Linked DNA regions of Homo sapiens: region 1 is linked to region 2. Evidence: read pairs that join two places in POLR2A ChIA-PET (ENCODE). Cell type or tissue: A673. All regions are shown on one strand. Links, peaks and the distances in the headings refer to the core of each region. The heading gives the core; the rest is flanking DNA. Region 1 has its middle 34 kb from the start of CGGBP1. Region 2 has its middle 240 kb from the start of HTR1F.

Evidence for each region. Peaks named below come from ENCODE experiments on the same cell type or tissue, not always from the same donor. Only the 100,000 strongest peaks of a DNase experiment are listed, where the experiment ranks them.
Region 1: POLR2A ChIA-PET joins it to region 2 with 5 read pairs; 2 of 35 experiments call an interaction of 5 or more read pairs at or near these places.

Annotation. Positions count from the first base shown.
Region 1 is chr3:88,022,501-88,027,892 of GRCh38, reverse strand. No RefSeq gene overlaps it. Among named protein-coding and RNA genes, the nearest start is that of CGGBP1, 34 kb to the left of the region's middle. In A673, for the core only: no CTCF peak of the experiment used is centred there; a DNase peak (open chromatin) is centred at 2,592; H3K4me3 peaks cover 476 bases; H3K27ac peaks cover 1,024 bases.
Region 2 is chr3:87,545,877-87,551,268 of GRCh38, reverse strand. No RefSeq gene overlaps it. Among named protein-coding and RNA genes, the nearest start is that of HTR1F, 240 kb to the left of the region's middle. In A673, for the core only: no CTCF peak of the experiment used is centred there; DNase peaks (open chromatin) are centred at 1,858, 2,778 and 3,608; H3K4me3 peaks cover 794 bases; H3K27ac peaks cover 5,000 bases.

The DNA of each region.
Region 1 (5,392 bases), core at 81-5,080, 480 kb before region 2:
TGGAGGTTTGTGCTTTCATCTGCAAAACTTGTGTTATACTGGACTAAAAGGGATCAGTAACGTTCTACTAAATTTGAAGCTCTGGCAGCCACTGGCTATTTTTGGCTCCTTAGGCCAATAGGCCAGCAAACAAAGACCGGAATTACTATGCAGAAGGTGTAATTGATCCTTAATGTCGTGGAGAGATAAAGTTACTACTACTTAATAGCAGCAAGGAGAATTATGCCTTGAATTTAGGAGACTCACCAGGTTCCTCTAGGTGCTTCTATGTCTAATGATCACAGTGAACAGGCAATTGCAGAAACCATGAACTGATTAGAGAACAACAAAAAGGTGATCAGATCCCTCAGGGATGTGGGTCTGAGTTTCATTAAAGTGAAGCAACTTAGACTAGAAGTGCTGGCCAAGGTTGAGTGAAATGTAAAATGTCTGCTAAAAAGGTAAGATGATGAATAGCAGTCATAGCCTCAGGCCAACTGCAGCAGCAGAGGCTGCAGTTTGTCCCATTGGCCTCCTATTGTTAGTATTTAATTTCATTTTATTTTAAAATTGTGACTAGCCACTACATTGAAGAATAGTGACTAGATGGAGGGAATTTAATTCAAAGCATGAGTGAATCTGTGCAGTACAGTGGGTACAGTAGAGCAGTTACAGCCATATCCCCTATGCAATTATGTTTCCCATACATGCCAATAACTTCTTTACTTGAGGTACCTGCATCCCTTAGTCAGAGGGTTTCCTGGGTGGAGGGTGCTTGGCCTCTGTAATCTCCAGGGAGTTACTGTCCATGAGCACAGCTTTTAAACAATGAGGAGTAGAAATTGGTCTTCTCCTGGAGTTTGGCCGTCCAGAAGCCAATCTCCACCTTTCTTGCCCCTTGAATGGAACAACTCTGAGGCAAATTCTACATCTACTGGAGGGGCCCAGTGAGACCTAATCCAATTTCACCAAGTGGTAACCTGCTTGTTAAGGTATCCTGAATTCAGATTCGTTTTCTGTTATTCTCTATTTCACTTCTGCAGTCCTGTATTGGTGCTTTTTGAGATCACCACACGCATGCAAAAATTTGCACTAAAATCCTTGGCTCAGGGTCTGATTCTGGGAAAATCCAGCCTAACACAATATGGATATGTTCCCTTCCAAGATCAGTATCTTAGCCCACTTTTAACTCCCACCAACCATTCTATCATCCTTCAACTACATTGACATTATTATTAGTTTAATCTCAGAATCCTTATGATACAAACAGGGGTCAGGGAAATACTGGGTGGAAGAGGACAGTTCCCTGACAAAGGCCCCACCCTCAAGCCTGGAAACCCAAGGACCTAAATGGGAACAGGCATTCCTGTTTTTGTGCCCCAAAGCTGTTTTTTGGCCTGCCACCCCCCACTATCCTGTACACATAAACACTATAAACCACAGGCACCATGAGCAGATGAGCAGACAACCAGACAAACAGAAGAGCAGAAGAGTGGCAGAATGGCATGGCAGAGAAGGAGAGAAGAGGAGTGCCTGAATATCAAGAGGAGTTTTGCTGGGGATGGTCAGAGGGGAGATCAGCTGCTGGACGGCCAAACTCCAGGGGAAGATCACCTTCCCACTCCATCCCCTTTCCAGCTCCCTATCCATCCCATTGAGAGCCACCTCCATTACCCAGTAAAATCCCTGCATTCACCATCCTTCACGTCCATGTGTAACCTTTTTCTTCCTGGATGCCAGACAAGAACCTGTGTACCAAGAGGGCACTAAGCTGGTTAACACTTAAGCTGTCTGTGGATGGCAGAGCTAAAAGAGCACAGTAGCACACCCATGGGGGCTTTGAGAGTCACAGGCACACATCCCTAGACATCACTGTCGGGCCAAAGCCCAAAAGCACATACCCTGGCTCCTGCACCTGCCCATCTATGTGCTCTCCCTCCCATGAAAGCTTTGAAAAGTGGCAGCGGCCAAACAGATGAGCCACATCCTTGTCACGTGTCCTGTGAGGAGGGTTAGAGAACTCTCCCATTTCACTTATTGATGCATTGTTTTCATTTCTTTCTGTTTTTATTGTTTTTTTTTTCTATTTTTGATAGTGGTTAAATAAAAAGTGTTATTATTTCCAAAAGTGTTTTCAATAATGGTTTTAGTTTTAGTGTGATAAAATTTCTGAGACTTCGTATGCTTGAGAACATCTTCAACTTACCTTACATTTAAATGATTATCTAGACATAAAATCCTAATTTAAAGTTTCTTCAGCACTTAAAAAACACTGATTTGTTTTCCCCTTGCTTCTGCTGTTGCTATTGAGAAGCCTTATGCCATTTTAATTCTTTCTGCATTGTATATGGTCTTGTTGCATTTTCTTGGAAACTTTTCTTGTATATAATTTACTTTCACAGTAAGTGCAAGATCAAATTGTCCACATGACATATTGCTAAGATAGTATATATTACATTTGGCATTCAAAAGCTATGTTATCATTATGGGGAAAGAAAACTTCAAGGGCCACTATAATTTGAATAGGAAATGTGACAGTCACGGAGGTGTATTAGATCTTTCCTTGAGAGAGCCTGCCACAAAGAGTGTAGTGAGCTGACAGCCTCCAACTCTCTCCAGTCAGCTCCCTGGAGACACTAAGCACATCAGGGGTGCTAGATAACTAAACAAAGCAGCGATATTAGGGCATGGCAATTTCCTCTTAATCTGAAACTCCTCTGTTAGGAATCTGTGCACTAGAGCTCCCCATTGGGCTCACTGAGATTTTCTGCACCAAAAAGATTTTCTACACCACAGTGTGAGGCGCTTCCCCCTCTATCTTTCTTCCTTATGGCTTTTCTTTCTCAGGTGTCGGACTTGCATGGTGGACTGTAGGCTATCTCTGCCTACACTTTCTCCCCCTACTCCTTATCTTGCACAAGTGCATTATACCTCTTGAATTTCTGACTACATCTTAGTGTCTGCTTCCGGGGGACCAGGACTAACAAGAATAAATGAGTGTATGTTGTGTATTTAAGTAGAAAGCCCAGCCCAGAGAACTTGCAATCTGATAATTTTCCACATGATGCCATGGAGTTGTACCACCATCATCCAGCATCCTCTACTTTTCCTATTCTTGGCCCCATCAGGGCTTTCCGTGAAATGGATTTGGGGCTATCAAAAATAGATATGTTTTTATTATAGATTATTTTTACAATACCCTTTGCTGGATTGACATGACACCTTTTATATTTATAGTATGACAAGAATGCAAATGCTTACCATTATCTCTTTAATCCATTCACAATTTACCAAACCGACTAATTTTACCACAGTAGATTACAACTTGGATATAGATTTGATGGTACTGATTACATTGTTCCTGTTTACTTTCTTGGCTTTAAGAAATCTGTGAGTGGTTTCTGACTCAGAGTTAACATTTTCTACCTTTAGTGTGTTATGCTTTACAAAACACTAAAATTTAAGAATTTAGACATCAATAATTCAGAATATTTTTGTAAATTCTACAAGCAAGTTCATAAAGACAGAATAATTCATGTTCAAAACATAAATGTTTTTACTCATTTAAAATATGTTTATAGATATATAATAGTTACACAAATTTATGGGGTATATGTGATATTTTGATACAAGCATGTAATGTGTAATGATCAAGTCAGGGTAACTGGGATACCTCAAACAATTATCATTCTTTTATGTTGAAAACATTAAAGTTCTTCTAGCTATTTCAAAATATACAATACACTATTCTTAACTATAATTTTCCTATTGTACTATTGAATACTAGAACTTATTCCTTTTATCTAATGGTATTTTTTCAAACATTAACCAACTTCTCTTTCTCCTCCCCTACTCCCACTTACCTTTACAGCCTCTGGTAATTACCATTATTATCTTCTACCTCCATGGGATCAACTTTTCTATTTCTCACATATGAGTGAGAACATGTGGGGTAATTGGTATTTCTGTGCCTGGCTTATTTCATGTAACAAAATGACCTCCAGTTCCATCCAGTTGCTGCAAATGACAGGATTTCATTCTTTTTTATGGCTGAATACTAGTTCATTGTGTATATGTACCCCATTTTCTTTATCCTATCATCTGTTGATGGAAATGTAGGTTGATTCCATATCTTGGCTATTGTAAATAGTGCTGCAATAAACACAAGAGTGCAGATGTCTCTTTGATACACTGATTTCCTTGTCGTGGTAGTGGGGGTGGTATATATCCAGCAGTGAGATTGCTGGATTGTATGGTAGGCCTATTGCTAGTTTTGTGAGGATTTCTATACCGTTTTCCATACTAGTTGTACTATTTTACATTCTTACCAATAGTGTATACATTTTCCTTTTTCTTTACATCCTTGCCAGTATTTATTATTTTTTGTCTTTTTGGTAATAGCCATTTTAACTGGGTAAGATGATACCTAATTGTGGTTTTGATTTTCACATCCCTGATAATTATTGATGTTGAGCATCTTTTTGTATACCTGTTGGCCATTTGTATGTCTTCTTTTGAGAGATGTTTATTCAGATCCTTTGCCCATTTTTAAAGTGGATTTTTGTTTTTTGCTATTGAGTTGTTTGAGTTCCTTATATATTCTGGTTACTAGTCTCTTGTCAGATGAATAGTTTGCAAATATTTTCTCTCATTCTGTAGGATGTATGTTCGCTTTTTAAAATTGTTTCTTTTGCTGTGCAGAAGCATTTTAGCTTCATGTAATATCATTTGTCTATTTTTGTTTTTATTGCCTATGCTGTAGAGTTCTTACCTCCAAAATCTTTGCCCAGATCAAAGTTCTGCAGCATTTACTCTATGTTTTCTCCTAGTAGTTTCATAGTTTCAGGTTTTACATTTCAATCTTTAATCCAGTTTGCGTTGATTTTTGTATATAGTGAAAGATGGGGATGTAGTTTCATTCTTCCGCATTAGGATGTCCAGTTTTCCCATGCCATTTATTAAAGAGAGTGTCCTTCTCCCAGTGTGTGTTCTAGTCATCTATGTCAAGAATGAACTGGCTGTAAGTGTGTGGATTTGTTTCTAGGTTCTCTCTTCTGTTCCATTGGTTGATGTCTGTTCTTAGGCCAGTAGTATGCTGTTTTGGTTACTATACCTTTGTAGTGTAATTTGAAATTAGGTAGTGTGATACCTCCAGTTTTATTCTTTTTTTGCTTAGGATTACTTTAGCCATTTGTGTTTCTTTTTGGTTTCATGTAAATTTTAGAATTGTTTTGTTCTGTTTCTGTGTAAAATGTCATTTATATTTTGATAGAAATTTTATTGAATCTGTAGATTGCTTTAGGTAGTGATATGGTTTGGTTGTGTCCCTACTCAAATCTCATTCTTGAACTGCAGTTCCCATCATACCCACATGTTGTGGGAGGGACTCAGTGGGAGCTCACTGAATCATGGG
Region 2 (5,392 bases), core at 267-5,266:
GCACAAACAATCTTTGTGTCCGAGAGTTCACTTTTTGGTATAAAGAGCCAATTTCCATTTGCCTTTAATGCTAAAACCCCACCCCAAAGTGAACATGGGGTGTATGTTACACATATGTTTACCCATTATGCGTGTGCTTTACCCCTCTCATAAATATGTGCAACTTTTCTTCCAAACTTTCTGAATATGTATGACGTTATTGAGTCATACAGGCCCTGTGAGATATAAAATCCAATCTGCTCTTCCTCTCTTTGGAGAGAGCATCTTTGGTCCTTGATGGAGACTTTCCATTATTGGTTTGCAAACTGATATCACCAGTAAAGTTCTCTTTTCTACTATTTAGCCATCTTGGTGGTCTTTTGGATTACAGTCTCTTTATCTGTATTCTTTGTAATATCTTCATAATAAAACAGTAAATAGAAGTAACTGTTTCCCTGAGTTTAGTGAGGCATTCTAGCAACAAATTAATCAAACTCAAGAAGGGATTTGGGAGGGACCCCGGATTTATAGCTCATGGGTCAGAAGTATAGGTAACACTCAACTATTTGCAACTAGTGTCTAACTAGGAGGTGGCAGTCCTGTGGGTCTGAGCTGTCAACCTCTGGGGTCTGATGCTACCTCCAGGTAGATAGTGACAAAACTTAACTGAATTAGAGGACACCCAGCTGGTGTCCACTGCAGAAAACATTGCTTCCTTGATGTGTTGGGAAACTGTCCCCGACCTCTTGCAATAACTGGGGTCACAGAAGTATTCTGTGTTGTGTTGTGACAATACAGTGAAAAAAACTGAGTTTTTTTTTCCCATATCTTTACAGATGTTAAAAATCTTCCCCAAGAGAAAATTCCTAGCCCAGACTGCCTCACCAATGAGTTCCACCAAAAAAATTATTGAAAAACTTTTTCAGAAAACAGAAACAATAAAGAAAATATTCTTCATTTCATTTTATGAGGCTAGCATAACCTTGATACCCAAACTGATATACACAATAAAAGAAAGAAACAAACATTATTGGCTAGTCTCATTTAAAAATGTAGACACAAAATTAGAAACAAAAGAAAAGACTAAATCTAGCAGTGTATTAAAAATGCATCGTAAACAAGTTAAATGTATCCTAGGGAAACATGGAAAGTTTATCATCAAAAGTCTGTACATTTGACAATAATACTTTAAAGGATTTAAAACAATTTAATGAATTTAAAAGATTCATATAATCTCAATAAATGCACTAAAAATATTGGTTTAAATTCACGAAATATTCATGATTTAAAAAAGACAACTTTGAAAATTATAAAGAGAAAGAGTTTCTTTCTTTGATACTTACAACAAAACTTATACTATTTAAAGGTCAGAGACCTTTCCTTTAAAATAGAAATGACGGGTTCTGTACTAATAGTGCTTCTATTCAACACTTTGAGAATCTAGCCAGCAAAGTAAGACCAAAATAAATAAAACCAAAAAAAGAATTGCAAACAATGGCACAAATGAACCTTATTAACTGATAATGATAAGTCTGCTCAAAACTTAGAGAATTTACATGTACATATTCAGGGACTTCTCCTTTAAGTATGGCAGGATAGTTTATTCGGATCAACTTCAAGCCTTAGGGGAAAAAAAAAAACAGTCTTTGTAAAAGACTGACTAATGAACTGACAATATTGGAAACAATATCAGGCCAAAACCTAAATGAAAAAGTAAACCTAGGGTGAATATACAGTTAATATATGCAATAAAACTAACATAAAAAACTGTGCTATGAGTTTGATGTCTGCCCTTCAGAGTGAGGCTTTTGAAATAATAGGCTACTGTCTTATTTTTACTTCCTAGACGTCCATTTCTCCCAGATAATTGCAGTCTAACTCCCACTCAAACAATTTCAGTGAAATTACTCTCAAATGATCCAGTCAATCTAACTGCCTGTTAGAATATGCTCACATCTCCTCCTTTTCATTTTTCCTTTCTTTTTCTTTCTTTTGTCATCCTTTCTTTCTCTCCTCCTATCACTAATTTTCCCTGTTTTTGGTAAGTAAAAATAATCAATTATAATTTGCTAAACGTGTGCAAAAGTAAAAAAGAAAATTATTATGTAATACATCTTATTTTTTGGAACAATAATTTGAAGTGTCTAGTTATTTAGACATAAACAAGTCAGGCTAAAGGATCTGTAGATCATATCTTCATGGATTTAATTTTGAACCTAATGATATTTTATTGTGAGTTAATGAATGCATATCTTAATATCAGAATTAGAACAATATTGGTGCATTTTCATCAGAAAAAATATTTTTGAAATAAGCTATATTAAGCAAATTTAGTTGCTTACTTCATTTTCTATATAGTTAAACTATTTCCTATTTCTTAATTTTAATTTTACTACAATTATTTTTATAAAATAAATTATTTTGGTGTAGTTGTTTTTTTGACATTCATCAGTTTTGCTCTTATCAAATTTTATTTTTTATTGTTTCTGCCACTAGAAGCTTTCTTTGTGTTCATTATTTTCATAAAGTCCAACAATATTGGGCCAATCTTGTGAGGACTAAGCTTTGATATTTTTTAGCTCACCCAAATTCCTACCTAGGGGGTCTAGAGAGTCATGCCCTACAAACCATAAATTCTCATCAGATGGGTTTTATTGGCCCTATTTATTGTGACTTAGTTTTCAATCTGACTCTGGCATAACATTATGAGACAGGAAAAAAAAAATTTAACCCCAAAGCATATTTCTTTGCCATGCCTCGAAATTGCCCTGCAAAGTCTCTTGTGGGAAAAGCCATATTCTATAGAGAATCCCCTTCCCCCTTTGTCTTCCTTCCTTCCTTCCTTCCTTCCTTCCTTCCTTCCTTCCTTCCTTCCTTCCCATATCCAGGAGATAATCAACGAAGAGCCAGGCACCCTTTTAAGTACGATAAAAAACAGTTTACCACCTGCTCTCTCTAAAGTCAGCTATCTAAGAGCTTCCTCTGAACAATAAAACGTAGTCTCCACAGTTCTTTATCTTTAGCCTGAACATTCCTTTCTATCAATTCCAGATTTTAGACAAACTCAACCAATTGTCACCCGGAAAATGTTTAAATTTACCTATAGCCTGGAATTCACCCTCTTTGAGTTGTCCCACATTCCTAAAGCAAACCAGTGTATTTCTTAAATGTATTTGGTTGATGTCTCCTACCTACCTGAAATATATAAAGCCAAGCTGCACCCCGACCACCTTAGGCACATGTTCTCAGGACCTCCTGAGGGCTGTATCATGGGCCACGGCCACTCATATTTGGCTCAGAATAAATCTCTTCAAATATCTTACAGAGTTTGACTCTTTTTGTCAACACTGGCAAAAGTAAAATATGTCAAAATGTTAGATTTTTCTTTCAGTTTTTAGGCAGTTACAAATTTGCTATGTGCAACTTTAGATATTGGTAATTTTATATTTCACCGATAGTTCTACAACATATAAACTATAAAAATGTCCATTAACAGACATAGGTGCACAAGAAAGATCACTTTCTTTTCTATAAATCAAATTAATTTCTAAATCCAAGACCTGTCATTCTAGGCTAGTGGAAAACTCCAGTTCTTCCTGAGTCTGTGACCCCTTTGCAAAATTTTATCAGGATAATACAATGCCAGTGCACTGGGTGGGATTTATTTTATTCTCAGTATCATCAGGTCTCAACTTGATATAGATGTGAGATTTATTTCTGCATACCCCTTCAGTATTAGCACATTTCTTTGATTTTTTTGCTGTAATAAAAATAATCTGTAAGGCCTCCTACCTTAGTTTCCATCTGCTATGCACAATGCAAACCTTCCTTTTAGGTATCTAATAATTATCCTTAAGGTGATTCCAGCCAGCAGGGCACAGGTTTCCTTTGCTCTTCTGGCATAAGAACATCTCTCTGCTCCACCACTTGAAGTATTTCCTTTTAATCTTTTAATAGGGCAGATAGTCCCACTTTCTTTCCTTTATTTTTTTATCTTTCAATTTTTCTAAGAGCTTAAGATGTATGAAAATTCAAACTTAAGTCTACCTCTATGTACTAGCCCCGTAAAAATGTTCCCTGTAGCATTAAAATAAGGGATAGGCTGCTTGCTTGAGTGAGATACAGGAACAGAGGAAAGTAGAAGAAAGAAAATTATTTCACAATATTATAAAGCCATGTTAGTGTAATTTTTATATAAGCAGTGGTCACTTGTCCTAACACAATCAATAAAATATGATTCTTCACTTACGTTGCTTTTTAGATACATAGTAAATTTTCCCTTCAAACATTTTAGTTGCTGTATTAGTTTGTGTTTATTTCTCTACCAATAATACTAAATTAATTCTTCTAAAAGAGTCAAAGTGTGTATTTAGCAAGAAGCTGAGGACATTCATAGGGCAGAGGTTTGCTAGCTAAATTTTAGGCAGACAAGGTTGAAATTGTTGGCTTCTGGCAAATTTGCACTCATTGTAATGGGAAAAAATTATATATAACAAGACACATTTTGACTTGATAAGAGCTTCTCCTAGTTTTGTTCCATGTTCTGCGTTTTAATTTTTGCTAGGGGGAAGAAGAACAAATTTTCATGGGTGAAAATGTATTGCAGGAAGGTGTAACCACCTGATGGGTTCTTCCTGCCCCCTGCACAGATGAAAACAATTTACTGAGACCACAGCATTGCTGTAAAGATTAATTGACATGAGGCCAGTCATGCTATGTGGGAGACAGAATTATCATTACTCAAATTAATCTCCCCAAAAATTAGGAGGCTAGGGTTTTTCGAGGATAGTTTGGAGGGCCGGGGAGTCCACTTCTCGGTAAAACCATCCATCCATTAGTCATCAGAAATGCAAAAGTCTGCCCAGGCTTGTCTTGAAATCCTGCCTCGGCCTCCTGAGCAGCTAGAATTTCAGGCACTAGCCATTGTGTGTGGCCGGATGAAACTTTATGTTACTGGCTGATAGGAGATGGAATTAACACTCAAATCAATCTCTCTGAAAATTTGGGGATCAGGGATTTTAAGGACAGTTTTGTGGGTAGGGGATCAGAAAGTAGAGTGTGCTGATTGGTAAAGTCGAAGATGAAATTATAGTGTTGAGGCTGTCCTCTTGCACTGAGTCAGTTCCTGGGTTGGGGTCACAAGACCAGATGAGGTAGTTTATCAATCTTGGTGGTATCAGCTGGTGCATCAGAACGTAGAGTCAGCAAAATATCTCAAGCACACTGATCTCAGGTTTTACAACTGTGACTCCTAAATTGTAATTTCTAATCTTATGGCTAATTTGTTAGTCCTGCAATGGCAGTACAGTTCCCAAGGAAGAGGAAGTTTTCTTTTGGGAAAGGGCTGTTATCACCTTAATTTCAAAGTTAAACAATAAACTAAGTTCCTCTCAAAGTTAGTTTGGCCTATACC